Regions from separate parts of the Mus musculus genome. Here regions 2 and 3 are each linked to region 1. Evidence: chromatin loops called from intact Hi-C (ENCODE). Cell type or tissue: left cerebral cortex. All regions are shown on one strand. Links, peaks and the distances in the headings refer to the core of each region. The heading gives the core; the rest is flanking DNA.

Region 1 (10,277 bases), core at 2,449-7,448:
TTTCAAAGGATTCTCAGAGCAACAGTCTAAGTGAGAGACTAATAAATGATCATTTTGCTCTGACCTACTTTTATGGCCCATATGGGAAGATCTGATCTCTGACCTAAATTGATAGCAGGTTGAGCTTTTAAATCATTTTAAAATTGAAAAATGCTACAGCAGAGAAGTCACAAGGCTATCCTGCTGTCATGGACAGGTTTACTGGAACAAAAGGTGATTAAGAATTTCTTTCTAGAGCATTCTAGAAGCTGAAGTGACTGATGTTCAGCGTCCAGATAATAACTGCTACAAATGCTTTCTTGAATTAGTTTGACTGCTCAATCTACCAGCAGGGGTCAAGACTTGCTGAGTCCTTAGAAATCCTCAGAGGAAGAAACTGTGCAAGTGCGGCTGGCTCTCCTCGTTCTAGGACTGGTGACTGGCACCAGCACCACTGTGGCGCCAGAGCGAACCATCCATGGCAGAGCTCATTTGCTCGGACTTTTCTCTCTCACAGATCAAATCCTTCATTCTGAAACTGAAGACAAAGGAGATGCCTTTGATTTCAAATTTCAAAAGTATGACTTCCCAAACTTCACTTTAAAAATCTCCATTTCCATGATTACTCCCTTAGAAGCGAATTGTGTCTAGATGCACATGCATGCCTTTGGGATATGGTGTTCTGCAGGCCAGGGGAAAGTCACACTTTGCCAAGAGGAAGTTATATCACTAGGGGGCAAGGTGTGAAGGACCCTGGGTAAAAAAAGAGCAAGTGGGTGTCTGCTCCGTTGTCCCTGTCAGTTTTAAAATATGATCACAAATTTTTTTCTTTGCCTGAGTAGTTTGGAGTGGGAAGAGGGAGCAAAGAGAGGTTCTCTGTTCATGTTCATCTGAGCCTGATATTGCCCATTGCCAATATAAATGGAAAGAGGCGTGGCCACTTCCTTGAGGTTGCTTGGTTGTTTACTTTAGAAAATGAGCTCTGACTGCAAGTAGCAAGAAGTCAAGAGTGCAGTGAGCATGTGCCGCACACTGTCTGGTTCCGTATAGCAGTGTCTGCTTGCTGCTAGTCTATGACGTGAGAAACATAAACACTGTGTCAGTATAGAAACCAATATAGCTATGTATAGACACATTTCATTTCTACTTCCTCCGCCCTTCTTTTCTTATTTTGCATTAGGGATTGAATTCCAGCCTGGCCTTATGCATGCTATGAACACAGTGACCACTGAGCTACACATACCCATAGCACCTATGTACATTTAAATGGCCACAACAGGTAATGAGTAAGCTTTTAAAACTGGAGTGGGTATCATTTTTAAACAATTGATAAGCAGTTCAATTAATGAGCATATATATTTAGTGTATTGCATTTTTACAAAACTAGTGATTTACAAATGAGCAGGAGCTCAAAGAAATCTGGTTGAGTACAAGAAGTTTGAGATGCTCTCTGTCTCAGTGCTAACATAGAGCTAGATTGAGAACATCCCTTAATAGATGAAGAAGATGAGTCTTAGAAGGGGAAGCTTGGAATTACAATGAGGAAGGGAAAGAAATGGAGGGTTTGAAGTTGGCCAGTAGATGCCACAGTCACACACACACACACACACACACACACACACACACATGTATAAAAAAAATTTAAAAACCCATAGTTTAGAGCTAGGTATTTAAGGGTTTTTTAGGGTTGTAAAATCTAAGCTTGGTGGCCAGAACCAAGCTCTCTCTTTATTTCCAGTCCCCCCACACCAAGCGTGGCATCAGGTGTTTAACATAAATTTACCTCTGCTCTTTTCTATTAAGGGGAAAAAAGGAAAAAGAATAGCATTTATCAGTTTGTTTAGGTCCCAGCCCTGAGCCCCACTGGGCTCATTTGAAGAAGACACTTAGCATCAATGTATTTCTTTATGTTGCATGGTTAACTTCAGTTTTTTTCCTCTTGCGTTTTATTCAAGAATTTTTAGCCTAAAGTTTCCATTTAAAAGTTAAGCTCATTTCCCCCTCTTGTACTCCTTTCATGAATAAATTAAGCAGAGAACGTGTCAAAAATAATTTTAAATGAATATATGTGCAACCAACATCTTCAAGGCTCAAAATAGATGGCCTTGGTGCTGTTATAAATTGCATCCTCTTTTCCTCCCCCACCCAGTATCAGGGAAAGTAGGCTGTCAAGGAGCCAGGAAAACAGAGGCATTCCATTTTGCTCTGGTGGACCCCACACTGCCTATGCGTGGTCTCTCCACCTGTCTGACAGGCGAGACACCCTGGTCTCAGAGTGGCCCTGGGCAGAGAGACTTGAGCGAGAGGCTGCCAGCAAATGTGTGTCTGCAGGTTCTGCTCAATGTTCCCTGGCTCGCTGCTCTCAGTTCTGCACCGCCCAAATGTGTGTGCAATGAACATCGACGCTGGGGGTGCTCTCCTCTCCCCTGCCACACAGGCCCACAGCCTGGAGCATGGCGGCTGAGGCAGCCAACTCATCTTCTGAAGAAGCCCAGAGGAAACCAAGAGCGTATTGCCCACACCACTTGCCTGACTCAACAACAAGGAGCATCAAGTTCAATGAAAATAGAAGGGGAAAGGTAGCAGCATGTGGTAAAATAATGTTCCCAAGTCAGCGTTTCTAAAAGAAAGTTCTGTCCTCCCATACTACTGTAAGATCCATGGAGGGAAGGGAACAAGTCATTGGCTTAATGGTGTTTAATTTCTTCTCACCCACCTCCTCCCTCCTCCATGGCTTTGTTTAGTAGGTCAGTTGTTAGATAGCACTCCTTTTTTATTTAATAACCACGTGCTTATTACACAGTGAGTCATTGATTGATAAATCCAAGACATGAAGTTTATTAAGACTCTTAAGATGGTTTAAGAGACTGGGAAATGCTTCATTCTCCTCTGTGACCTGACACAGACTGAAGTCAGCCTCATGGGGAACACACTGCTCACAGTTACACCATATAAGCCCGCAATTGGGGTTGGGGGTGGAATGCAGTCAGTTTCAGGCCGGAGCAAGTACTAATAGGTTAAAGCAACATTCGGGAAGCAGCCTGTAAGGCAGACGGCTAGCTAAGTGAAGTCTGTTCCACAGTGGCTCCGTGTGGCCTCCAGCATGCTTCCATCACCTCGGAGAGAACTGAGTCTCTTTCTCATGTCCTGGAGTTTACCAGGAAAGAAAAATGGGTTGCTTGGGTTTTGAGGTCGAGGGGGGATTCCTTCTGCAGAAAAGGTACTCTTAAAAAGTCAGCCTTGAAAACATTGTTGTCTTTACCGGAGCCTGTTTCTGACTAAAAGATTTACCCAAAGAATGGACCCAGAGGTAGAAGGGGAATTTTATATGACTGCACTTCTACTTGGACATGACATCTAAAAACAAAGTACCATGTCCCTAGTGGGTAAGCAGGTTGCCCTTGCCTGCCTTCTGGAAGCTGACTCAGTTTGCTTCAGCAGGCTGGCTCTCCTTGATTTAGACACATCCTTGTTCTGTCAACTGCCCTTCATTTTCTAGAAATCATATCTGAGTCTTGATGAGGATGCATGGATATGTAAAATCATGTTAACACAAAGTTCTGTAAATTAGAGAGAGGGGCTGTGCTTCTATGCTTCTGCTTGTTCAGAGACTTCAATGCTTTAAAACGAATTCATATAAAAAGATGATGATGATGGTAATCAGCCGTCACAATGTTCAGTCTAGAAAACTTGAGGCTAGTTGAGGGCATGATCCATTACTCTAGGTAGCCCTTGTTGGCAAGGTTATAGCGTTGACAAATTAAGGCTACAGAGAGTACTCCCTCTTTTCTAACTTTAGTCTTTGTCTTTAGAGGGAAAGCCATCCTTTCCTTCCTGATATTGTCCTTTGCTAATGGCAGCAGCGTTGCAGCCCAGGGCTCCTTAAGTTCTCCTGTGAGCACTGCTGGCACTTGGGTTCTTTCTCTCCCTGAAAGAAGACATCTATTCAGAATCCTTAGTGGTTGAATTGGTCAGCAATGTTTCAGCCGAGAAAGGATGATAATCCTATTAAGGAACAATGAAATCCATCTACAACAAAAAGAAAGCCCATGTCAGAACTATAGAGGAACCCAAATTTTGATCCTGCACCCAGGCTGACTTTCACAAAAAAATTATCTGTAAAAGTAGAGGGAGTCACGGTGCTGGAGACGACTCCTAGCACTAAAAACATCTTAGATGTTGCTTTATGTGCTTGCTTTCCATTAGAGTCAGGAATGGTCCGACTCTGTTGCTGTGATTTTGTCAACATTTATCCTATCTGTCTTTCATATACAAAGGCTTAGGGATGCCAGAAAACAAACTGTTAACGGAGAATTAACTTCTTTGGCATGCTTTCATACTTATCTTCCAAATTAAAGAAAATGAAATGGGCAGAAACAGAGTGTAGATTACCTCCTTTTTGTCAAAAATGGTGGGAATTTGAAAATTAATAATAAAAAAGGGAACAGATGCAGTAACATGCCAGAGGGAGATTAATGTGGAGAGTGAAATCTGTGAGCAACAAAACTGAAGCAAACTGAATCAGTGGGAGGTGGTTGTACAATCAAAATCAGGATAAAAGAGAAATTACAAACAACCCTGCACTTGTCAAAGTAGTAGTAATGAAACCCTGACTCTGCCAGCAGCGAGAACCTGTGTTAGCACTTTGGGGTAAGGATGGTAGCCGGGTGCCAGGTAGGAGGGCAGTGTTAGGTTGCTGGGCAGCAGCCATCTTGTGTGGAACAGATGGCACTGAAAGCTGGCAGGGGAGGGGCTCCTTAGCAGAACTAATCAGACAGTAACAGATAGGGCAGCTGGGAAGACTGACCACAGAGAGGGAGCCTGCGGGGTAGCTCAGTGCCACGGTGTGTGCAGCGGTGTGCCCATTGGTCTGCGGGAAGACCTTGCAATGCCTTTCCCATCGATGGACGCACTGAAACTTTTGTTCAAAAGGGAGAATTGAGTTGGAGTGTCTCAAACTTGGGGGTGGGGTTGGGTGTTGGAGAGAGACTGGGAATGGAGGTACTGCCCATCTCTGAATTCGTTGCATGAGTTTTCAATGTCAGCTTCTGTGGAACTTTGATTTTTGCAGCATGTGTGGCTCTGCCGTTCTCTTCTCCACTGTAGCACGCCAAGTGATCGCTCTATATTTTATCCACAGTTTGCAGCATCAGGACTATACATAAAATTAGAAAAGACTTCCTGGTATGATTTCTCACAAATGAAAACTAAAAGCAACCAGGTGATATGTATGTTTCTCCTTAATAATTCTTAATAACCTAATTCAAGCTATGGTTGACTTACAGCCACTTGCTCGTCCTTTTTGCTCCATGTAATTGTGGACTAAACAACAAAATCTAAGCATAATTTAGAGCCCAAACCTTAAAACAAAAATCAAATTACTGTGCAAAAATGAGAAGCCAACCTGTTAAATTTAATTGTGCATTGAAGAGCCATAATTCCAGATAGGTCAGCACATTTATTCAAATGCTATGCCTTTGACAACAAGATTCAGGTCTCCTACGTCTGTTTTCAAACTTGTATCTTCCTTTCTCCTTTTTATTTTTCCAGAAGGTTTATAGCTTGGCTCAAATTATTCATTTTGGAGGGGGGAGGGGGAAACATTACCAGGATTTGAAATAGGTGGTATAACATAGCCATATGCTATTTATGCAGCAGTTTCTGCAATAAATCTAATTTGGTGCTGTCAAAAAATCAGACTTATTTGATATAGCGGCACATTAGTAAATGATTGTGGCAGATTTAAAGTTGTCATTTAGTCTCTTCTAACTCTTAAACAGAATCTTGCAAACCCGTCTTCTCTCTCATCAAGTCTATGAAAACCTCCCAGGTCTTTGTCCTACAGTACTGCAATATTTTCATGTCTCAAAGCAGGTTTTGCCTAAAGGTAACTGAGAAAAAAGGGTGAAAAATGAATATCCTCTGTTGTCAAAATAACATTGGCAGTCAGAGATCAATAAAGCGGGGAAAATGATAGTGTCTCCAGCCTGTGTAGTTCTTAGAAAAGCAGAGCAGCTAGGCAGGCACATTCAGAATGAAGAGAAGCTAACATCAGTTCTTTATTAAGGAGCTGAATGTTTTACCTTGCATCCTACACCCATATGCTGTTTTAGGAAAACTGGCATTAAAGATGTGAACGACATCAGCTCCGTCTTCACCTAGTAATGCCCTTAGAAACGGCTTCCCTCTTCTCTACTGCAACCTGGCAACATAAGTGTGCTGCCTTTTTTTTTCCCTGTAGAATTTATGTCTAAGGTGTTGTTATCAAATGAAACTTTCTCCTTCCTACTCCTTCTATTTCAAAGATATAATAAACATTGCATATTAGGCAGGCAAATATTCTCTGAGTTCCTGAGTGAGTCCTTCTGCAAGAGGAGCCCTGACACTGCTCCCTCGTCTTTGCCGTATGCTTTTACAGAAGGGAGCTGTGTATGGGAGCACGCATCCAAGCCCCTGTGTGTGCCTGGGGTGACGCTACCGTGGTGCTCAGCGATCTTTCCCTCTTGTCTCTGTTCTTACCTTTCAATGTCCAAAAGAAGGTTACATGTCTTTCCGAATCAGTGTTCTGAGGGGCAAGGTCCCTTCACCTAGTGCAAGCAGCCTCTATTAGACCAGCATTCTGCTAATGTTTGCTTCTCTCATGTAGCACTTCCACCACCAAGGGGTCCACTTACCAACACAGTCCCAACACAGTACCGTTCCACAGCAGGGACGCAGGTGACCAAACGCCCATCATACACAGCTCTCCCTAAAGAGAAAGAATATGCAGAAAGGTATTAAGCTTGCTGGGCACAGCAGTTTTGAAATTTTCTCCACATATAGCAGAAACTATGTAGAAATTCTATTTCAGAGAGAGAAGAAAAGAGTACTCCCCTTTGAGCTCATAGTTTCAGTACAAAATCCACATATTAAATATTATTGCATATTACATAAGAAGGATTTAAATAATATACTTAGGGCTAGTAATATATTGGGAATTGATGCTAAAAATATCCCTTCAGTTAAATTTTAAGCTGCAAATTTTGTTTGGCTTTGTATTTAGCAACACAATGATTTTCCTTCACATGTCCGGAAAACTGCTTTGAGAAAAATCTGTTTTATAAATTGTGCATATTTAACCAATCAAAACCCTGAGGTTTCAATTTTAAATTCCCTCTGTTTTCTTGACTGGTTAAAAACTAAAACCTGCTTTCAATTTTCAAAAGAAAAAATTTAATTCTTTAATTTTTAAGGAATTTATAAAAACTTTGCAAAATGCTGGTTAGCATCAGCATCTGAGACCTGATTAAATCTCTAGGTGACCCTGCGCAATCCCCTGTAGCCGCCTGACTGAATGCCATCGTGTCATGTTTAGGTGCGCTTTCTGACAAGGCTTTGGTTACACACCTAAAAACAAAAAGCTTCCCCTTTTAAATTTGAATTCATAAATTTGAAGAGAGTCACTGCTTTTTTTTTTTCTTTTCTGGACAATAATAGTATCTGAAGCTACTAATAGCAGTTAAACCTGAGAGGGTTCTGTTCGTCTTGTGAGACCGAGTATCCAGTCGCTGAGGATAACAATCATCCGACCGAGTGTCCGGTCCCCTTCGTTTCTGTGCTTGCTGCTGTTCACAGAGCTGATCTGTCAGGCAGCTCACACCTCCTTAGGTGGATTGTATGTTCACTTGGCAGCCTCTATTTTGTTATTATTTAAGCAGAACCTTACTTTTAAATGTTAGATTTAAAATGTGCGTGGTTTGATGTGTATATTCTGGGTTATAAGTTTTTCAAAGCAGTGATGGAGCTGTGTGTTAATCCTTAGCTTAATATCGAAATGGTACATGTTTGCACATTTTAAGCCTTTTAGTGTAAAATTTCTTAATTGGAATACTTTCTCCCTTGGCTAATTCATTAGTGAAAATATTTACCCCTCGAGTTAATGCTGCACACTATGGAGCAGTTTTTACATAGTGTAAGCTTGTTTGTGATATTTTGATTTCACTTTAAAACTTTTATTTTGCTTCTGATGCATATAGTTCCTACTCAATATAATGAGAAGTGCAGACACACATGAAGAAAATACATATCAGCTGTCTGCTTTTACAAACGATCATTAAAACACCCTGTCTTTACTACTTTAACTCCAAATTATTGTCTTCCCGAACCCAAAAGTAATTTTCACAAGTGAATTACACAACAGAACTTCCTCTTCTGCTGGCTGGCAGGAGAGGACTTCAGTCCCTGCCGACAGTTCACTTGACAATGACCTTGAGGGGCTTCGCTTCTTGAAGAAGGAAGCAGAAGCTTGCGGTAAACAAAGTTCACTTCTGACAGATGGATTGAATGACAGAAAGGTTGCCAGTGCCAGAATAGCCCTGGCAGAGGAGGAAATGTTCAGTGGAATCCAACAGGAGAGGAGGTGTGAACAGGTGCAGGGTTGCTGACGGAAGGGGAGCCAGATGGAAGGAGCCACAGCCAGTTTATTTAAAGGAAAAGGCAGAAAACATTGAAAGGCTGTGCGATCCGTGGCTAAAAGTGTTCATAGAGGAAGGTAAAAATTCACAAAGCAAAACTGCACAGTGGGGTAGCTAACACTTAGCATAATGGTAGTAATTTGTGAGTTTAGTTTGGAAGTTGCAATTGAAATATATTCATCTTGGCTCTTTGCACCATCAAGTATAGATATTTGAAAGTTGTTGTGTTTTTTTTTTTTTTAAGTCTCCAAGCTTTTTTAAATCCATCCATTAATTTATTTTTTTCCAGCCAGAAGCTCCGTTGTGATAATGCTAAAATTGTGTCGTCAGCTAAGAAAAGAAAAAATAAATAAATAAAGTGAAGGTTAACATTCCATTCAAATTCATCTTATGATGCTTCAGTTTTGTTCACATATGGGAAGCAAATGCATGCAGTGTTGGGTGACATCTGTAATATCCCAGGAATCTGCAATGTTAGGATAGACTCTGTGGTTGTTTTCTCTTGTTCGGAGTCTCTGTTCATTTTGTGAAGTCCAGCACGTTATTTCAGCGAGGAGAGTGCTTGAAAATACACATTTGTCAGCCACAAACACCCGAGTCAGCTTGCGCTGCTGGGGTGGCCCTGGCTCCCGTGGCCTTCAGTAGCCTGCTTACAGGCAGACTCCTGCACACTGGCCCTGGCTCCCGTGGCCCTCAGTGGCCTGCTTACAGGCAGACTCCTGCACACTGAGGTACAGCTTGAAATAGGGATAAAATATAGAGGGGCAAGAAGAGAGGGCTTTCTTGTTTTCTTGGACAATTTAAAATTAAACTTTCTTCCATCCTCATTAATAGTCTTTGCTCATACTGTGCGTGCTGCTCACGTGAGCCTTTGTCTCCCACACTGTTTGAAAAGTTTCCTGTATTATGTGACCAGTAAGAGGATGCCAGTGGAGGAGGAGCTATTGGGAAACAATATGAAAGATGACAACAAAAATGGACGGCTGGTTTCAGGTTTTCAGAACCTACTGTCTGCACCCGGTCATAGAGACTAGAGACAGGAAATTGTTCACAGTCTGCCCCAGAGCAGCCTGCATCGAGCAGAGTGCATTTGACTAAGTCTGGAGGCCTGGAACGATTTGGCTTTCCAAGTAATCTAGGATCTACGATACACTTTTGCCAGTAAATACGAGGAACCGAACTTTGTTAACTGAGGAAGATGTTTATTTAATCCTATTTGCTTGTAGACTTGAGTGCTTTTGCTCTCATTTTAGTCTGGGTAAGGCTGTGCACAACTACGTCTCTGAGGGAAGCTAGAACATGATTTCAAATTCCACTTGAGATGGACTACAGTCCATTTGCTTCTCTCGTAACAAGCTGGTTTTGTCACCTTTCCTATCAGAGCAACTGCTGTCTTCCTCTGTCAGTGCCATAGCATGGCGCGCCTTTTGAAGAAACGACTGGAATACACAGTAGCCTCGGGCTTGAAACTGCAAACAGAAACCACCTTACGGCAATGAGTGCTGCACTCTAACATTTAGCCCATAGATTGGGCTAATGCCTGTCCTTCATAGACAGAGCAAGTAACTTCCCCAGATACATAAGTGTGTGGTACCCAGGGTAGTTAAGCCAGCACCTTTCATTAGGGGGGTCTTGCAAGGTTTTCTCCAGTAAAGGGATAACAGTTCGGTTGCTGCTAACTATCATTGACTGAGCACGTGTTCTATTCCAGCTGCACAAGCCACCACTTAAAGTTTTAAAATGAAGAAGCTGCAGTTCTTTTCCACAGATATCCGACATGGTAGTAGAAAAGTTTGTAAGTTTAAGTGTCAGTATTTATGTCCATATTAGCTAGAAAGCATTGTT
Region 2 (10,277 bases), core at 2,580-7,579, 520 kb after region 1:
AAAAGAAACTAGAGCAAGTCACAAGTAGAGAGCTGTCTTTCTTTTGAGGGTTAGGCCAAGTTAGCCAATAAAACCTTCTCAACAAATGGTTCTGTCACAAACGCTTTCACATGGCTTACTTTTGTACACACTGCATTGTCTTGAGCGCTTTCCCTGTGCTCCACACTGTTTTGTTTTGTTTTGTTTTCAGAGTAGAAATCCCCTCCAGTTTATTAGCCTCTTTATATGTCTCAAATTGCATGAATATTTTCTGGCTGTTGGAAACCTGAATGCTTTTAGACCCAAATGGAAAATTTCTGAAATGCTGGATTATCTATTTTTAAACAAGCAGTTGACTTAAAACTTTGTGTGGCAACTTCTGGTTTTCTGATGGTCCCCAGTGAGAGAAATCTGACAGTACACTGGGTCACTGGGACTGTCTCTGTGAAGGTTTGCTTGAGATGAAAAAGGATATTGCAGCTTCAGCAGTGTTGAACTGTGTGTTTAAAATGTGAATTACTGTTCTTGTATACTGTAATTGATTACACGGGCTGGGGGGGGTGTCAAAGAACTTGACAGGTTGTGTTGATGCTCTTAGTTGAGTCTTGAAAAGTAAATATTAACGCTACAGAAATGCATGAGTTTCAATATATTTTTTGTCTTTGTTTGCATTGTATAACTTTAACGAGTGAGTTTAAAATTATTTAATTTCCTTAGAAAAATAGCACCATTTGGGAAAAAAACTGGTGTTACGAAGAACATAAATGCACTGTCTTTATTTTTATTTTTATTTTATATAATTTAAATTGACTTTTCCCACGTCTTTAAGTTTGAAACTGTTAAGCTGAATAAAAACTTAAGCTGCAAATTGATAACTTCGCTACATTACAAGGAACATATAAATGTTTACAAACGGCTTAAAGAATTGCATGTGCAGTGTGCATTCATACCACACTTGTAATTGCACAGAACCCATGCCAGCTCAGAGTTTAGGTGTACACACGTACCCAGCCGAGTGTTTTTAGAATAACTACTGCACAAATTGACAATAGGTCATAGGTCATTCTCTCTCTCCCTCCTTTTTGCTTCCCCTTTCTTTTTCTCCCCTATTTCCTTTCCTTCCCCCTACCCCCTAACTCATGAAAAGATTCTATGGACTGAAAAAGCCCCAGGCTGAAAGGACTGAACCGCCTTGATTGACATGGGGAGGGGGGTTAGTAGACTGTGTATCGGCAGCAGAGGCTGCAGCCCGATGTGTGGTTCTGATGGCCAGCGCGGGGCAGAAGCGTTTTGCACACTGTTTGTTTTCCTGTCTTGCACTTACAAATAAGGTCTATGGGAGTAGCATGGGAAACAGTGGTTGTTTTTCCCTTTTTCTTTTTTAATTGCTTTTGTTTAAAATTTGATCGCCTTAACTACTGTAAACATAGCCTATTTTTGTGCTTAAGATACTGAATGGAAAACTCCATTGTGTGTTGCTGGACTGTTTTGGAAATATTTGGTCAAATGTATGTTAATTTGGCTGTAATGGCATTTAAAGCAAACAAACAAACAAACAAACAAAGCTGTGAAAATGGCCTTGGAGCATTATCTTTAGTTACTTGAAGAGTTTCTAGTTTTTTTTTTTTTAATACAGTTTATGTTAAAATAATCTTTATTAATCTAGAGGAGACAATCAATGTCTGTGGAAGAACGGACTTTTTTGGATTTTCTTTTTTAATGGTCATTGTGAGTGATTGCTCTTTCTTTTACTTAGTTTCACATTCTTCCTTTGTTCTAAATCTTAGACTGACATCTAGCTTTGACAATCATAGTATGTTTTATTTCCTGAGGGGGAATAACTTATAATGCTGTTTAGTTTTGTACTATTGGTGTGTTGGTGAATTTTTAAACTGTGTGCTAACTGCAATAAATTATATGAACTGAGAATTCCTTGTGTGCTTTTTGTATTATAGTCGCACAACAGATTTGGAGTTAGTATAGTGCATGACGTCTTCATTTTAATGTCAAGTTTTATTCAGCTTATGAAGTATTAGACTGCTTTAGGGTCACCCAAATGGAAATGTGCACATTCTCACTATTTAAGGAGACACTAAATGCACATTGAAAAATATAACCCATCTCTAGTGTAGATCAAGACTGTTGAGATAATTCCCTAGAAATTATAAATGCAAAGAACTTGAAGTGGCAAAGGTAGGTTTTCATAATACAACTACTAACCCATACACAATACAAGTCACTTTTCATGCGAGATTTTATCCTAAGTTGATTGGTCAAATCCATTCTCCCATGTTCTGGCTTTAAGTGGAAAATTGAAGGAGACCGGATGTCTTAATTTGGAAGACTGCTTGGCTAATGAGTGGAAGTCTAGGCAATTGAATTAGCAGGCATTCAGTTGTTCAAGATGAGCTGTGTATGTCTGTTCTTCTTACCAGCACTCAAAAGATCTTAGTGTTTGAGTTCAAATTTTAAAACATTTAAGTAATGCACCATTAGAGCTGTCCTTCCCCTTTGTCATTGCCCCCTCCTCAATTTTTTGCCTGTCTTGTTGGGTTTGTGTCTGGTAAGGGCTGACTGACTCTTGGAATTCACAGAACACATGGATATACAAGGACTTCGGCACACTGGCCCTAGATAGCAGTGGGGCCCAGGTCCTGAGGTTGTATAAATACTAAAATCTTCAACTATCCATAAATCCTAATCCTACAGACAAATATGGAAATAATAATTTTCCATTACTACTGTCAAAGATAATTACACCAAAAAGCCCACAGTAAGATTAACTTTTTGGTGTGTGTGTGTGTGGGAGGGGAGGTGTCCAGAGTATAAAACATGCCATTTAGAAGCTCTTCGATGGCTTTGGCTAGAAACACACAAGATTTTTATCATAGAGTACAATAAAAATTTCCAGCTTGGAATGATACATTCTGCTTTTAATGGAGGAAATAATACAACTAACACACCTCAAAATTGGCTTTAAACAACTGAACATTGCACATGAAGGGGCAATTTTCATTTGGTCTCTACATAGCTATTCCCTGAGCAGCTAGCTAGTGAGAGACTCTTCCCATTTTCCTGTGAGTTAAAGCTTTCTGAAGAGACTGAGGGCTTATGTATCATTCAGTCTCATGATTGTCTTCATTTTAAGTGAGCACTACCCTAGCAGGCTTCACAGGATAGACTCAACAGCATTCTGACTATGATTTAGAAATAACGTATTACAATACCGCACAACAGGCATAGAGTGTTATTACACAAAGGGTCACATTTGGCATGTGATGCACAAGAATCCATTGTTCTCCACTGCACTGAAGAAAGAAAGTTGTCATGCAGTCCGGTTGGAAACCTGTAAAATCAGGCCCTCCTTTGACATCTGGCTGATTCCTAAATACATGCTAAAAATATGGTTTCACTTACTTTTGAAAACATCTGTTTCTTTCAGATAATCAATTAGGCCCTAGATTGCTGTGGGCCCAGCATTGTGTGCTAGCTGTACCCTGGGGAATAGTCAAGGAGTAGAAGACACTAAGGAGGCCGGTTGGGGATTTCCTTCCTAGTTAATTATGCTATCAGATTAATAGGTGAACCAAGTAGAGTTTACCCTTAACGGACTTCACGTGGGCCTCTAAAAACAGGTTTTTGGAAGGTTAGAAAAAGATGAACACTATTTAAAATGATATATTTACTCACATTAAGTATTTTTAAAAAATGCTTGTTTCCCCAAGTAATTTTTTTATTAAACTACTATAAGAGAAATAACAGTATTTTCTTTAACCTTGGATTTCCTAGTTTTACAGATCAAAATACACATAAAATGCATTAAAAAAAAACTTGAGAAACCCCATTTTTAAAAATCAGATACAATTTTTTTTAATCTCAAAATTTCCTGCACCGTTTGCCTATATGTTTTCATTCCTATAACGTTTAAAAATCTTTGAGTTCTAGCCTAACGAAATCGCATATAACTCTGGGTAGGAAAATTTTAACTGTAGATACCGACCTAAATTTTTATTATATTTATTTATTGCAATGTTTGAAACTGCTGATAGAGTGGATGAAGTAAGTGTGAATTCTGAAGTTCAGGACAGAAAAGCTGTGTCACTTTGATTAAAGTCCTCTACCTCTAAAATACTGGAGATAATGTCATCTTAAAAATAAAGCAGTGGCTTGAGGTTTTAAATGCAAATAAATGGCTTTTAGGAATTTAATTTTGGCCAGAGTCCAACTTTATTACACTGACAGGATTTTGTCCCTTATGTTAGAATATTTCGATTTATTTATTTATTTTTACCTTTCGCCTGCGGAATCCTGGCAAAATATCCGTGATTCTTTGGTCTAGACATGCAGTCACTTATCTGACTTCAAGTCAACTTGGCTCCGACAGACTCCAGCCCTCTCCACTCTGCTCAGCTTCACTCCTCTTTTAGGGAATAGCAGCAGAGGGGTCAGCTACATCTTAGGGTGCCATTGAGAGCTTTCAGAAATCCATCCTGATAGATCATTCAGAAATTAAGCTTTTAGTATTTTTTGCAAACCAATGCCTTTAAGAGTCCTCACCAACTATCGTGATTTCTTATGGAAGAAACTGAACCCCACATGTGAAATGCTATGAAGAGACCGGGTGTCTGTGTAGAAATGGACCAGCGAGCACCAGTAGTTTGAACAGTCTTTTTTTTTCTTTTTTCTTTAAAAATCCAAATACCTTATCATGCCTCTGCTTATGCAGAGACATTGCAATTCACCCACCAATCCAGACGGGACAGTTTTACCTCCCTCTGGTATATTTAAGCCTTTGGAAGAAAGATCAGGATTTTTGGGGGGTGTCTAGGAGGGGGGGGGAGGGATGAAGTATCCAGTTACCTTTTCTAATTCTATTCTGATACTTACTAACCTCATCAGTTTCGAGCTTTCTGTGGGATGCTGCTTCCTTAGTTGAAAGGGTAGCTTTAACAATATCCTTTAAAACCAAAGGCTGTCTTGAATTTGTGGTCACTTATTCCCCCCAATAAAGTATGTCCTTTTCCTAAGCTTTGGGAATGGATTTGCCATTAGGCTATAGGAAGCTGCATCTCTTTGGGGAATGAGAGGAAAAACAAAACAAAAGCCCATTTGGGTTTAAACGGTAGCACACTTAGGAACAGCTCCACTGAGTGTGTGCAGGACAGCTTTCAGCGCTCCGGGGACACACAGACTGACTCCGGTCACTGAAACTGCCCGCACACAGCCTCTTGTGATCTTAGCAGTTAATCATTAAATCATGTGGCTTTTGTTACGTGTCAGTATGCATGCCTATCGTGACTCTATAGGAATTTTTAAACGTAGTTGTCCCAAATATTCAAGTTTGTCAAAGGTGCACTTGTAGTCCATTTAAACTGGAGCATGAATGAATGTTTTAATATTGGTAAGCATGTGCAAATACATTAGACCTGTTCTAATCTAGAAGATGTGTAGATGTCACCAAAGCGGAAAGACTAGCAGGATTTTATTCATGTGCCATACCAGAATAAAACTTTTGGTATGTGACAGAATTTAGAAGAAATGTATCAATCATATATGAATAGATTTACTCAAACCTATAAAAAGAAATATGTACATTTTATTTAAAAAAAAAAACATACTTAATGCAGGTCACCTTACCTCCGGGAGGATTGTTAATGACTCTAACATTTTGCGTATGGTATTATCTGAGATGAGCTTTGATCAAAGTAAAAGTATTTAACATTTTCTTTCAAATCTCTTAAAGGTTTTTTTTTTTTTTTGGAGATTGAAAATACACACCTACCTGTTCTTTGAAACGCTAGCCTTGGCTTGGTAATACTGAAACATCATTTGCATGTTTACTAGACAGCAATGCCTCCTAAGCAGGTCGCTGTGGACAATTTCGCAGAAAGCACAGTAGTACCATAATTAAAATACTGAAGAGAAATAGCTATGTTCGGTGAGCTGGAACTACCAGAGAAGGTAGTGACATCTATGTGTACTTAGTGGGGGAAAAAAAAATCCCATTTTCTAACTTAACAGTTCTCCATCACTTAAAATCGCCCTCAGTTAGAATAAATTGGAGCAAAAGAAAAATCATATTTCAAGAAAATTAGATTTATAAAGTTATTTCTGTAGCTACCTGGCTATGAGGAAGAAGGTGCCCCATGATGAGGCAGGAGGGAGAAATGACACAGGTTTACAGCCTGCACACTGTCATAGGACAGGCGACTCTTATGTAGATTTAAGATCTCTTATGTAGATTTAAGATCTCTACCAAATCCTCAAGATCTTGCAAGTGAATGATCTCGGTTTCTCTGAGTCTGCTGGGTGTTTCCTTGGGTCTGATTATTGCTGGGGCACAAACTGAAATTCTCACCTCTCACTCTGCTTTCTAGCCTTCTCCATGTCCATTTATTCACCACAAGAGGGTAAAGGTTGTGTGTTGAGTGATTTTTGACACCATGGCACAACTGAGTTTTCTAGCCAAGCTATCTCCATGTCTTTCTACCATTTGGGGGTGTGGGGGGTGGGGTGGGGAGAGAAATAAATTTGAAAACTCCAATTTAGATTGGCCTATTTACTGCCCTGAGTATCAGCTATCTATGTGTTCATATACCCAGACCTGGGCGGGTGAGGTGGGGGGCTGAGCCTGTAGGTAAAGAACTGAGACATTTCTGGGCTCCTTACAATAAATGACATCAAACTGGATGAAAACCTTCAGCGAAAGGCAAAGAAATTAGAGTAGATGTTGGGGCACAAAGAACTTTTGCTTTTCATAGTAAGTGTGAAGTCTAGAAAAATGTGGTGGTTTCTCACGTTCTATTTATATGTTATTTTACTTGAGGGATGCCTCAAAGCGATGCTAGAACCACTTCTGTGCAGAGGGGGAGGGAGGGGAGGCTTGTCATCATTTACTCGGCATGCTATGTAAAGGTGCTTATCTTGCAGTAAAAATAATACTTTAGTGAGAATATGACAGGCGGTCTGTAGGCTTGACCAGTATGGAAGGGTTTTAGATGATTGATGTGTTGCTGTTTAATAGTCAGTCAAATAACACCCTCGAAGAATGAGGCTCTCAATCTTCATGTTGTTTTTATTTACTAGTATGTATATTTTTTAATCTCTCCAAAAATAATAGTTAAGCCTTATAAGCAGGAGAGAGAGAGAGAGAGAGAGAGAGAGAGAGAGAGAGAGAGAGAGAGAGAGAGAGAAAGGAAGAAAGAAAAAAAGAAAGAAAGAAAGAAAGAAAGAAAGAAAGAAAGAAAGAAAGAATGGAAGGAAGGAAGGAAGGAAGGAAAGAAGGAAGGAAGAAAGAAACCAAAACAAAAAATAAAACTGTATCTCAGATCTGAATAGTTGGATTCTGGGCTGATAGTCTTTAAAATAATAAATTAATTCTTTTGTTCACATTATGAAAAATCTGAGGTCTAGCTAGAATGGCTCAGAAATTCTCTGCGTTGTCAAGACCTGCGGCGTCTGTCTGATAGCCTCTTCCCACAGGTTGCTGCTGTGAGTGTTCTCCAAGGTAGGTGTAACCTAGAATCATATGCACTGGAAGCTCCCTGGCACAGAGGTGACTTCCAAGTCTTTCACTCTGGGTCAGTGAGAAACAGCTGAGAGCAAGGTGTTGGGGAGAAGAGGGTTCAAGCTCTTTGCAAACATCTCACACCTCCCCAAGACCTTGGGTAGGTAGCATTTGAAAGATGGATGGCCCTAGCTTCTCCTTTTAGATTCCAAATTTGACAATGGTCAAATCCCTCGCTTTAGGGTCATCTTTGATCAAGACCAAGTCTGCAATCTCCATCCTGGTTATACCTCTGAAGTCAAATTCTCACTGTAATATTTGTCACGGGTTACCATACCCATTGTCTGCTACAAACAGTTACTGTTGGAATCTAAATTGGAGTGCTGCTGCCGCCGCCGCTATTGTGGGTTTTCCTTCCAGTCTGACCCAGTCCTCAGCTCTGTACAGCAGGGCACTCTCTGTTGCCCTCTGAGCCCTGCTGGCCTCATCTCCTTCACCTCAAGAACTGCAGCATCCTCCCCACTCACTCTCTCTTCTCACACTCCCAGCTAGGAAGGGACTGCTTGGGTTTCCATAAAGCGTGTTATTTGTTCAGCCACAACGAGGCAGTGCTCAGTCCAGGCAGGGACAGGCAGGGAGCAGACAGTTGTCAGTGCTGCTGGACCGGGGAGGCAGAGAAGTGTGGCGGGGTGCTGAGGTGTCAGCCTCCAGGAACCTCAAAACTCCTCTGCTGCCCAAGTGGGAGGGAGTCTCTGGGTTTCCCCTTACTGGCCCCATTTTCTTAGAATATTTCTCACCTCCTCTCACTGTCAGCTACTGGAAAGAACCCTCAAAGGAAACTCAGGGAGACATGTCCATGCCACAAATGTGGGCTCCCACTCTGCCACATTCGTTTCTTCATTTCTAAGAGCAGGAAGACTATACCCTGTAACTTCTTCCTTGACACAGTGCAGCCGTGAACGTATGTACAGACTACTAAGCTCTCAGAGGAAAGATGCTATGAATATTTTAGGGGACAGTACTACTATAAAACAAAAAAAAATCTGTTTTACACCAAGGTGAAAGGTTTTCCTATCACAAAGCCTCTCCAGCAATGTGGATTTTTTTTTTTTTTACAATTTTTATTTTATTTTTATTCAATGTGGATTTTTCTTTTAAAAACATTAAACTCAGCAAATACTAATAGTTTCAACTTTATTTTGTTTTCAGCATGCCCTCATAGAAAGCAATTTCTCCATGCTGTGTGAAAATTAAAGGGTCGTAATTGTGAAAAGCTTACACACTCTCAGGTGGGCTCATGGTGCAAAAACACATGTGCAAGTTTCCTCACTGGGGTCACACTGCTGTCCCCTTCTGACAGCTTTCTCTGTGCCTGTTCTGATTGATCTAGGGTACCACACCCATATCACTTCTTTTTTGGGGGGTAAATAAAAGGAAGACCTCATTGACATCAAAGAAAAGCTGCTATGTCAAGTGCCCCAACCCCTCCACTAATGCTGAAGAAATAAAAAATTAAAAAAAAAAAACCCAAACAAACCTGTGACTGATGTTCTCTGGAGTATCGTTAAGTATAAACACTACTATGGCAAATGTCATACAGAATGTCAACAGACAAGTGCCCAGGTCCCATGTAGCCAGGAGAAGGTGGCTCATGCCAGGTCAGAGCTTAGATAATCTTGGTGTCAGGCCTTGTGTCACCGATGCGCCCTGTGTGTTGTCATAGCCATATCATGGTGCCATGCAAATGGGTGTAAGTCCATTCACTGGAGGACAGTGCGTCTGCCCGAAAACCAGCAGAATACGGCCATGCATTCTGCTTAGTCAGACACTTTTAAATACTAATATATGATCCAACATTACGTGTGTGTGTGTGTGTGTGTGTGTGTGTGTGTGTGTGTGTGTCAGGGCCAAGCACTGGATGGCTTCAGAGTCCCTAATCAGCCTGTCCACCTCCCTCTTTGATACCATGCCACTTCACAAAAGCAGTTGGGCCACAGTCATCTCTCTTCTCTTTTCTTTTCCTTCTTGTTATTATGATCCAATCTTCCTTTTTGATCTCACCGTTTTCATCAGTTTTTGTAAAAGGCAATGAGCATAACAATACATGTTTGGTAAAAACAGTTCTTTGTTGCTATATTGAATCATTTGGTTTTTTTTAAAAACAACAACAAAAAAAAACAAAACAACAACAAAAACAACCAAAACCAAACAAGCACCCCTCCCCCGGGGGAAAAAAAAAAAGACACAACCTTCCCTCTGCTTGATGCCATAGACAAGAGTCCAAAGGACATTAGCTGCTCGGTTGCACACATTGGAGGGAGAGATTGCTGCGGGCTCTGTCTCCCTAATAGACTGGCGATTTTGTAAAAGATTTTAGAGGGTTTTGTTTAACCATTTCTGCATGTGTTTTTAATGAGCTCATGATTAGTAGCAAAGGCCAGGTTGTGGGGTTTGCAGCCTTTTTTTCGGACCCGATCCCTTCCCGCTGACCTGCCGAGTGGGCACCTGTGCTCTCTGCCTGGCTCACCTATGGGAGTCAAGGTGGTGGGGCCATCTCCGGGCCTGTCTTCTTGCCAGGGATGAATCATGCAGTAGGCAGAGCGGAAGGAGTCTCTTTGTTGACAGCTTTCCATCTGGACTTTGGATACGGCTGGCCGTTCATGGAGAGCCTGGGTTAGCTGGAAAGGACTGCTCTGCTCTAGTCAGCTCCTCCATGAAGGCCCCAGGCCGAGTAAGACACCAGCGAAGGAGCTGCCCAGCATTTCAGCTACAAAGCAGAGAAGTAGCCCTC
Region 3 (10,277 bases), core at 3,086-8,085, 70 kb after region 1:
GATAGACTATTTTCTCCCCTCTCCCCCACCCTCAACTGTTCACGGTTACAGAGAGCCAGGTTTCAGTCATCAGACAGTTGAATAGACTGTCTCACTGGGGGCCAGATTCCAAGGAGACAGCCCATGGACTCACAGGCCAGGAGAGCCAGGATTGCAACAGTGTCAACAGTCTCTGCTCATCACACCAAAAAAGCCCCTTGTGGAGCTGCCTCATTAGCATACAGCCGCTATGCTAGCTAACAAAGCCAGCTCAGGGTCTGTTCCTCTCAGTGTGTCTGTCTTCCTTGACCGAAAAGAAACTACTCAAGCCAGGGAGGAGGCTCGTTGGTAGAAGACTGCATTGAAAGAATCCCACTAGGCCATTCAGAAGTGGTTTTAAAATAATCAATTTTTTGGGAGACAAGACTCTATGTTTTATTTTTCAAATTTTGTTTTAAAATCATCAATAGGTCAAAAAAAGAAAAAAAAAAAAAGAAAATCGCCATGCCCCACAGTTAAAAATGGTGGAGTCCCAAATAATTCCTGGTCATCCCCTTAAAAGCCTTGTTGTGTCAGAGTGAGTAAGAGGAGCCTCCAGCCAGGCAGGGGCACAGTGAGCCTCCTCTCAGGCTGCCTTCCTAGCCCTCTTTTGTTGGGGGATGGAGGGAAGGAGAAAGGCAGAAACAGATGTGCTGCTAGAAGATCTACAGGCTTCTGCCAACCATATGGCATCTTAAAGAAAGATGGTTGGAGCGTCTGGATTAGCAAAGAGTCGGAATGGGGAGCCATGTGTCGCGTTGGTACAGGCAGTTGTTTGAGCTCTCTCTAAATGGCTTCAGGAGATTGTGTAATGGAACAAATGGTCCTGAGAGCAGGGGAGCAGCCTTGCCGCTGCTGGAGAGGCAATTGGCCCTGGGGCGGCGGCTGCTTTCCTCCCTGCCCGCAGCATCAAGTATTCTTTTAATGTTCTTCGAACTCTGAGAATTGACTAGAACTTTTCAACTATTAATTACAAGGCTGGGTTCTCTGGGCTCTAGGCCCCTGTGAACTCTCCTCTCTGCCCCCAATTTGGTAATTAATTAGTCATGTTGCAGCCCTGCTCCCGTGTGCTGTTCCTCTGTCCTCCGCAGGGCTCCAGGCTCAGTCCTACAGTTCTCAGGGCCTTGACAAATGCCTTTTGCAGGAAGGCTGTCTAACTCCCAGGGGCCTGTGTGTCCATCCTGATCCCAGGAGATAGACAAATCTGTGGAGGCCATAGTGAGCACATGAGAGCATACCCTCCCACTGTTGTAGGTCTTCCAGTCTCTACCAGTGAAGTCACTGCACTGTTAGGCCATACCTGCCATTCCCTGGCTCATCTGAGAGCTCAGATGCTATTTTATAGTTCAGAATAAGCATAAACTGAGCGCTGAGACCTAGGGTACTGGCAGTACATGGCCATCGCAAGGCAAGCATTGTGCTCTGTTGCTGAGAAGAGGACTTTGTACATGCAGTAAAATCGCCAGTGGCTGGAAAAGTTAGTTCATAGCTAACTCTGAGGCTCAGATGTGACAAAAGTTGGCTTATAGAAGGTCGAATGGCTGAGAACAACCAAGGAAGCAGTGGGTTGACCTGAGAGAAGCATTCAGCAAATCTTCATTAACCTTTGAGAGCTCTGAGAGTGACTGGTGAGTCAGCTCCTGGCCTTTCTGAGCCCTGTGGGAACAGAGCATACCGAATATTGATGCCTTGCCTATCATGTCTGACCCCAGCTGGACGCCCTCCCCACACACAGAACCAAGGAAAGGGTAGAATTGACATAGTGAGCTGACCACTTGGATCAGCACATAAAGCTATTCACCGTGCAAGCCTGGTGCTCTGAGTTCGATACCCATCAAGGTAGAAGGAGAGAACCAACTCCATAAAGTTGTTTTCTGAATTTTCACATATATTACACACGCATGCATGCATGCATGCATGCAGACAGACAGACACACACACAGACACAGGTGCACACACATATCATACTCATATGTACACATGCACATTAAAATAATAAAAACATGAAAAACCAGAGCCATGTGAGGTGTGTGTCTAGCACAGCTTCCCTCAGAACATGGAACAGCCACAGTGCGTTCTTCTTTGTCTGTTGTAGCAACACACAGCCTCCTGCAGAAAGAAGGTGGAAGCCAGGTCCTGTGTAACTAGGTTGGAGTAGCAGAAAGGCGGTTAGAGATGGCATGTGTCTGCAGACTGGCATGGTTTCTGGCTTTGTTCTTGTTAAATGGGGTCATCTAGAAATCCTGTGGAGATTCTTAACAAGGACATCTTAAATAACTATTGGTGTTTGTGTTGTAAATTGTGCTCTTACACACTTGAGCACGCCAGCTTCTCTCTTTTTTTTCCTCCCCAAGCCCATTTTTTGCTAACACATTGAAGGTTAGGATATTCTTACTCTGTCTTGTGAATTTGGGATTCATTGGGGGCCTGTATCTGTGAAAAGCCTAATTCTGATTGTTATTCGCCAATTAGAAGAAACTGTCAATCGGATCCCATTTTCTTTCCAAGTGTACACAGCCTGGAATTTGTCAGCCTCTGAGTTTCTTGAAACAATGCAATTAAACTGTAACATATTTCCTAACATTCTTAATTAAGACAGTGACTGGAAAATGTAGATTAACAGAAGTTCCTGTTTTTATCAACATATTTTCTGTCTTTCCACCGCCCTCACATGCCCCTCCCCCCAGCGTCTTACTTTCCCTGTCTGATGTCAGTTTCGGCCACGTGTACATTATGAGCATGGCGCTGAAGAAACCAAGTACAAAATTCTCTTTTCATTCCGAGCTGCCCGCCCCGCACCACACGCACTGTCTGTTACATGTCGCTTCTTAGGAGGCTCAGCTGCGAGTTTCTTTCTAAACGCAAAATGTTTCTGAAGGAAGGAGTTCAGGTTGGGCAGATTGTGCTAGAGAAATCTCACTGTCTCTGAGGGGAACTGATACGCTGGCTGATTGTTCTGTGCAGGCTCAAACTGGCGCTGTCTGCAAAGTTCAAGAGTGTCTGGAAACTGAAATATGAGGGCAGCTCAGGAGATCGAGCAGACAAAGCATTTGGAGGGGAATTTCTAAGTAGGGCTTACAAGTGAAACTCTAAAGTGTAACTTTGTAGAGGGGCAAAAATCAAGAATGAAGGCCTGGGCATAAAGCATGCCCACTGGAAATATTTTCAAGGACTCACGGGTACAGTTTTCCAGGGCACATTTGAGGGTTGATCGGAAAACCCGCTGGGGGGGGGGGTCATCCAGCACCTTTTGATTGTCACCTCTTTGAGTGAGTTCTTAAGTCTTGCCAGTTTCAATTAAGTCACAAGAGAAGCTTAATTACTTCATAGAAATTAAAACGAGCGGTAATATTTCTTTGGCCTCTCTATTAGCCAAGATTTTTTTCTCTTTAATTAAAAATTGGGTCGTCCATGATCATCAACAAACAATGATTCACTTATTTGTTTACCAATAAGGAATTAGAATTAAAGACAGCAAATACAAACCCACAGCACCTCTTGCATCGCCGGGAAATCAACCTGTTTTTCACATTGCTTCTCAGGAGAATGAAATTGGGCCGCGAGCATGGAGTTAATGAAGCTTTCACCCATCTCCTCCCTCAACTGCCAGCTCGCTTTAATCCCCTCCTTCTGCCAAAGTCCAGAGGCCCCGGGAGCCCCTGTGGAGCCTCCCTAGCCAGATGCTAGGCACCCAGCCGGCCCCTGCAGGTGCCGGCCCTCTCATGGTGGGCAGGGGGTGCTGGCCAAGCCACCGGTATCCAGAGGCGGAACAGGCGGGCGCGCCCCCGTGGCCCATGCGGAGCCCTGTGGCTGGCTGCACCTGCAGGAGGACAATTGCCCAGCACGGGGTGGCCAGCCGCACTGGAGGCTGTCGCTGTTGTCTGGGCGGGGTGCGGCCTGGGTTCAGAGCAGGCGGTGCAGGATCTAAGTGCACAGCTGCTCCTCTTCTCTGAAAACTAAGACAGAAGCAGTTTGTTGGCAGCATCCAGAGGGAGAAATCAAAGTCTACCTTTGGTTTGGCTGAAAATGATCTCCAAGGGTGAGTTAGTGTATTCTCGGGGTCAGGGAGTACGCATAGTCCCTGACCATTACCTCTCAAAATGGTGCCGGGCAGCCAGTGAGGAGTGGCCGGCCGGGTGAGAAGGCGCCGTGCACGGCCTGTACAGCGGTGTTGCCTTCCTGTCCTGATCTGCTGTCAGGACCCTTGTGTCTCTGCCCACACCAAACAAGGAAATGGCAGGTAGGGGGACATGCTTAGCGATTAGCACAACCCAGAACTTTTGTTTTGAAAATGCAGCTCCTTTGGCCTCTGTCTCCTAGGACTGGGTACAAGGCCCTTTATCTTCTGCCCATCATTCAGTGCAGGGGAGCCTTACAAAATTAGAGCGCAAAGCCCCTAGGCCCCTCTGAGACCATCACGGTCACACTTGGTGGTAGGCGGATTTCTGAGTTCGAGGCCAGCCTGGTCTACAGAGTGAGTTCCAGGACAGCCAGGGCTACACAGAGAAACCCTGTCTCAAAAAAACCAAAAAAAAAAAAAAAAAAAAAAAAAAAAAAAAGGAAAGAAAAGCAAAGCAAAGCAAAGAAAACAAGAAAAAGCCCTGCCCTCTAAGGGTACATTGCCTGCCCTCTTAGGTGCTTCAGGCGGGAACATGCTGCTGCGGAGGATAACCTGAGGTGAGACACTTGGGAAGTTGGTTAACTTACACGTTCTTAAAGAAAAATGAGTAAGGTGTGTGGAGCCTCAGCTGGCTGCCTTCCACTCCTTAAAATAAGAACATTCTGTGGTCCAAGTGTTAAGTTTACCCCTCACCCCCACCCACAGTGGCATGTAACTGGGCCGGATCTGTCTGTTGCGATGCCTGAGCCCACTAGAAACCAAATGAGCCCTCCAGCCGGTCTAATCACTCTGATCTGTCATGGACCTTCTAGCTGGAAGAGTTATGCCATCATATTATCCCAACACTCATCACCATGTGGAGGACCCCCTTTACTAAATGATTTATTACTCTTAGCAGAATTCCTCTGGCTGCAGATTTTATTTCTGAGTCGCTCTGTTCAGCTCAATTGGTCTCCTTCAGTTACCGTGGCAACCAGCAGATGGGGTTCTTTGACAAGGGTCAGCGGGGAGGCTGCCTCAGTGTTAGAGGGAAGAGAAACTAAATAAAAAGCTTTCAGCACTGACAGGTTCTCTAGCCCATAGCCAGGAGTTGTTATCAAATTACTAGCATTAAAACCTAATTAAGATGTGTGCCAGTAGGTACACCGTAGTGACTGAATCTGGTTACTTAGCTGCCGTGGGCTCACTCTTCCTCCATCACACCTCTGTGACCAATTTGGCCACCCTAAGGATGGTCCAGTTGGAAGGAAATGGCGGAGGCCCTCACTTGACACCCTCCATGAGGGCTGAGGTCCCTAGAGCAGCAGGACTTTATTAGAAGAGAATCTTCCTCAAACAGGGCACTGTGCCTCCAAGCCCTGGGGCAGCGGCTAAGCAGAGCCCACACATGATAGCTGCATACCTTCCTTTAAGACTAGTGTTGGCTTAACTTGGGAGAGCTTCACCAAAGTGAAACTGAGCACCAAGTGCTCCAGACTGGAAAGGCAGCCTGACAGTGCAGAGGTTCTCTTCTGTAGCAGGCAGAGATGATAGCTTTAGGTCAGCAAGGAAACTGGTGGTTACTCTAGGTAGACTTGTGATCTATAGCAATAATAGAGTAAGGTAGTTGCCAGTAAGCAGTTCTGTAAGGGTTCACTTCTCTTTAGGAAACACTGCAACATCAAAGAGGAAAGGACAGTGGGGCGTGCCATTCACTGTGTGCTCAAAAAAGAATCCTGGATGGTAGAGCAGAGGACAGGAGGGGTGACATGGGACACTGAGGAAGGAAGCTCACTTGAGTCCAGTTCAGTACCAGCCTGGGCTACACAGCCAATATACTAAAGAACAGAAGGTTAAAGAGAGAACAAAAGCAAAGGGCCTGGAGAAGGTGGCTCTACAGTGAGAGCACCGGCTGATCCCCCAGAGGGTCCTGGTTTGATCCACAGCATCCACATGGTAGCTCACAGCTACCTGTCTAACTCCAGTTCAAGGGATTAACTCCCTCTCCTGGCCTCTGGAGGAACCACATCATATCCACCAGCAAAAACCCCCATATGTACATTAAAGTAAGGTGGGTGGGTGATTGTTTTGCTCTGTGTTTTCAAGACACGGGTTCTCTGTGTAGCCCTGGTTGTCCTGGAACTCTGTAGACCTGACTGGTCTTGAATTCAGAGATCTGCCTCTGCCTCCTCTGCCTCTGCCTCTGCCTCTGCCTCTGCCTCTGCCTCTGCCTCTGCCTCTGCCTCTGCCTCTGCCTCTGCCTCTGCCTCTGCCTCTGCCTCTGCCTCTGCCTCTGCCTCTGCCTCTGCCTCTGCCTCTGCCTCTGCCTCTGCCTCTGCCTCTGCCTCTGCCTCCCAAGTGCTGGGATGAAATGTGTATGTCACCACCACCTGGCTGCAAAGTAACTTTTTAAGGAGAAAGAACAACTGTGGAGAGGTGAGAGGGAGAGAGGAACCAGGTAGAGCAGGTCTTCCCCACAGAACTGGGATAGAGGGATGTGGAATTCCTTGGTGGTGTTCTTACAACTCTTTAGACGCTGTGTGTCACAGAGTGCAGACACTGACAGGTGATATGAGGGAGGAGGGTTTTTCCTGCCTCAGCTCCAGATGGCCCTGAGCCCTGGGCTCAGCACTGCAGACTGCTTTTACAGCCGCATCTTTTCCCAGCCCTATTGTCTTCAAGAGCCATGCTTAACCAGGACCCTGCTCTTACTTTAGGAAGAACTAGTTGGCATAACTCAGGCTTTAAGCAAGTGAGTTTCTGGGTTCTTTAAGGTTCAAAGAAAACAACTTTGTTTTTTGAGACACTGAAATGGAACCTGGGTCCATGATTATGCCACAAAGTACTTTGCTACCCAGCAGCATCCCTAATGGAGAATCTGAAATGCTTGGCCTGCCACTTGTCCTTGTACTGCAATCATCCGTCCATGACCAGATCCCTAAAGGTACTGGGGCTCAGCCTGGCAGGTAGCTCTAACCGTCTGAGAAAGTGACAAAGGAGGGATGTGCGCCCATCCCTCGATGCTCTAAAGTCTCTGGTGGAAGCACTGTTTTAGGCAGGAACTCCGTGGTGGAGTTCAGTGGCACTGTTGGACGCTTAGGGGACTTGTGGAGTGGCAGGGCACATTCAGGATGCCTGAATACCTCCCCTGGTGGTGTGCTGCTTAGCAGGTGACCGAGGAAGGCTCAGTGAAGCCACCTTAGCAAGCATCCTGAGAGCAGTATCGTGTTTGCAGCTTCCTTCCACCTCCCACCCCCACTGCCAGCACTATTCTTTGGTCTCAGTGATTGCTACTGGGACTGGCCTGAAATGATTTGCTACTGGTCTGCCACAAGGCAAGAACTGACATAGGGTAGCCAGAAAACCACAGACATTTTAAAATGCAGCTGTGCGCATATTGTACTGCACAAAACCACCAGCATGCAATAGATTGAAAATTGAGAAAGAATTAAAAACAGTACCAAATCTGTTATCCTCCCTGAGCTAGCAGAAGGGCAAAGAAGGAAGTTTCTCTTCTTTCCTCACTCCAGCAGCCCTCAGAACCTGTGTAGCCAGTGTTTTCTAGAATGCTGCAGAGGGTCACTGTTTCAAGGCTCTTGTCTAAATTCTTAGGCTTAGTGTTCTACAGAAGACAGACAAATTGACTGACTCCCCCATTCCTCTCATCCTCCTTCGTTTCTGTCTGTCTTACTGCTGGGATGTAACTCAGAGCTTTTAGTTGATAGACAGCCTTTTGCCACTGAGCCACACCCCTGAGGTCTGGGTTGGGGCTATAGTTCTGTGGTAGAACACATGCTTAGTCTAAAGCTAGAGTTCTATCCGAGCACCTCAGAAGATAGATAGATGATAGATAGATAGATAGATAGATAGATAGATAGATAGATAGATGATACATGGATGGATGGATGGATGGATGGATGGAGGAAGGAAGGAAGGACAGATGGACTTTGAGTCCAACACCATAGGTCCCTGTCCTAAATGCCTCCACAGGCTGTCTCACTGGGGCAGTCACCTTACACTGTCTGGCAGAACTTTCATCATAATGGGCTGAAATATGACTTCTCAGGAACCTCTCAGCTCCAGCATGGCATTTACCACCATCACTGCCCTCAAGAACCCTGTTCTGTCTCTGTGGGCAGCAGACCAATAGAGAACTTCTCTGAAAAGGAAAGGGGCAACAGTTCTGGGAAGGTGTAACTCTCCCCAGAATCATTTAAATCATTTTTGAACCAGGGTGGGTGTACTGGCTAGTTTTGTGTCACCTTGACACGGCTGGAGTTATCACAGAGAAAGGAGCTTCAGTTGGGGAAATGCCTCCAGGAGATCCAGCTGTAAGGCATTTTCTCAATTAGTGATCAAGGGGAAAGACCCCTTGTGGGTGGGACCATCTCTGGGCTGGTAGTCTTGGTTCTATAAGAGAGCAGGCTGAGCAAGCCAGGGGAAGCAAGCCAGTAAGGAACATCCCTCCATTGCTTCTGCATCAGCTCCTGCTTCCTGACCTACTTGAGTTCCAGTCCTGACTTCCTTGGTGATGAACAGCAGTGTGAAAGTGTAAGCTGAATAAACCCTTTCCTCCCCAACTTGCTTCTTGGTCCTGATGTTTGTGCAGGAATAGAAACCCTGACTAAGACAGTGGGTTTTGGCCAAGGACGTTTACATTGCAAAGCAGCCACTGACAACATAAAACCCTGTGCATGAGTTCTTCATCATGTAATCTGTCTGACCACATTAATGAGAGGGAATTATGTAAAATGCAGTGGCAATTTTTAAGTATTGGAACAAAGTATACAACTTTAAATTAGCATGGTTCAGTCGCCAGAATTAATTACCTCGAACAGTGATTAGGGTAATTGGATTTTCAAAACTTGTACTCAGTGCAGTGTTAGGATTGTGTAGCTGGTGATGTGGGGGGATGGGAGTGTAGCAAACCCGGTGCCGCTGTGCTTAGGGAAGATGGGGAGCTGGGAAGGGAATGGCTGTCTCCTCGGCTGAGGCTTCTCCCCCCACCCCCAACAGGTACTGCTCGATTTGTGCTTGATGGGCTCTGTGCCCCACCCTGAGCAGCTTAGGTTTCTGAGCACAGGTGAACAGTGTGCGTGTGCATGGCTTTCAGCAGGCCTGCACTCTCTGCAAGCTGAGTCCCATATGCAGTTCATAGTCTGCGGTAATGCAGGCTGGTTGCACACACTGTTCATAGTCTTCTCCTCCTGGCTTTTCCAGGGTATGGATGCCCATGCGCCAGGTCCGATGGCTGTGCTTGGAAATAAGGTTGGAAGTGTTACTTCGGAGGACTTGAACTGAGAGGAACCCAGCCTGAAGTAGACTAGCCAGTATGAATGGATTCTGAATAGTCACCCCTGCTTCCACGTCTCCTGTTTATTCACCTGTTGTAAGATTTTCAAATCCCAGTGATGACTGAGAGTGCTTAATTTGTATGCAGTACTTTTCCTTTGGAAAGGCTGAGATACCCACTGTGTGAGGAGAGGGGACTACGCAGGGGCCAGACAGTGAAAGACCCTGTTACTAGGCAAGGGAATATGGCCACAGAGCTGGAGCAATAATTTCCATCAAACAGACATGATGTGAGTGGATCGAGAAGGACCACGGATCCTTTGGGTCTAGCTAGTATGGAGACTCTACCACAGAAGGAGGTTCAGGGATTTTAGGTGTGGTTATTTTGAAACAGAGTTTTATATAGCCCAGGTTGGTGTCTCTCTTGTGTGGCTGACACTTGCCTTGAACTCTTGATCCTGCTGTCTCCATCTTGGCTGCAACTGCTGGGACTGCAGGCACTGTTGAGAACTTTGGCTGTGGAGAGTATCTGAAGAATAGAAGGAGGAGGTGTGGAGTGTTACAGGATACCTAAGCGCATATGGGCAGTGGGGACAGAAGGTTGGAATAAAGAAGGAGTGCCCAACAAGGTGTGGGGGAGGGGCAGAGGGATGAGCACTGGGGAGGGCAGGAGTCCAGCGAGTCACAGTGTGACTGAGGCCACTTGGACAGGTTGCTCAGACAGAATATTAAGTGCCAAGGCACCTCAGACCATTCACTTGGAGCCAGGGGCTGAAATAAAAGAATCTGATATGGAAGGGGGACTCTTCATTGCCATGGTGATTGCTGTCCCTTTTACACTTGAAATTCCCAGAGATGTTTTGGAAGA

What was found. A loop is a pair of places that touch in the nucleus more often than their neighbours do. Peaks named below come from ENCODE experiments on the same cell type or tissue, not always from the same donor. Only the 100,000 strongest peaks of a DNase experiment are listed, where the experiment ranks them.
Region 2: a loop joins it to region 1, with 5 times the contacts of the local background. A loop is called at or near these places in 6 of 42 quality-filtered maps.
Region 3: a loop joins it to region 1, with 2.3 times the contacts of the local background. A loop is called at or near these places in 9 of 42 quality-filtered maps.

What each region holds. Positions count from the first base shown.
Region 1 is chr1:176,925,202-176,935,478 of GRCm38, forward strand. All of the region lies in intron 13 of Sdccag8 (serologically defined colon cancer antigen 8), which reads left to right. Gm15423 (a long non-coding RNA gene) reads right to left here. Exons shown (of 5, transcript XR_003948788.1): 3 at 6,654-6,727. Among named protein-coding and RNA genes, the nearest start is that of Gm15423, 11 kb to the right of the region's middle. In left cerebral cortex, for the core only: no CTCF peak of the experiment used is centred there; DNase peaks (open chromatin) are centred at 4,728, 6,096 and 6,529; H3K4me3 peaks cover 1,005 bases; H3K27ac peaks cover 5,000 bases.
Region 2 is chr1:177,448,857-177,459,133 of GRCm38, forward strand. Gm29856 (a long non-coding RNA gene) reads left to right here and starts at 7,262. Exons shown (of 2, transcript XR_373736.4): 1 at 7,262-10,277. It overlaps Zbtb18 (zinc finger and BTB domain containing 18), which reads left to right. Exons shown (of 2, transcript NM_001355099.1): 2 at 1-1,908. In left cerebral cortex, for the core only: no CTCF peak of the experiment used is centred there; DNase peaks (open chromatin) are centred at 3,112, 3,236, 4,357, 5,206 and 3 more places; H3K27ac peaks cover 4,653 bases.
Region 3 is chr1:176,994,161-177,004,437 of GRCm38, forward strand. The region is part of intron 16 of Sdccag8 (serologically defined colon cancer antigen 8); the gene reads left to right. Among named protein-coding and RNA genes, the nearest start is that of Gm15423, 58 kb to the left of the region's middle. In left cerebral cortex, for the core only: CTCF peaks have their summits at 5,114 and 6,115 (motif pointing left); a DNase peak (open chromatin) is centred at 5,080; H3K27ac peaks cover 143 bases.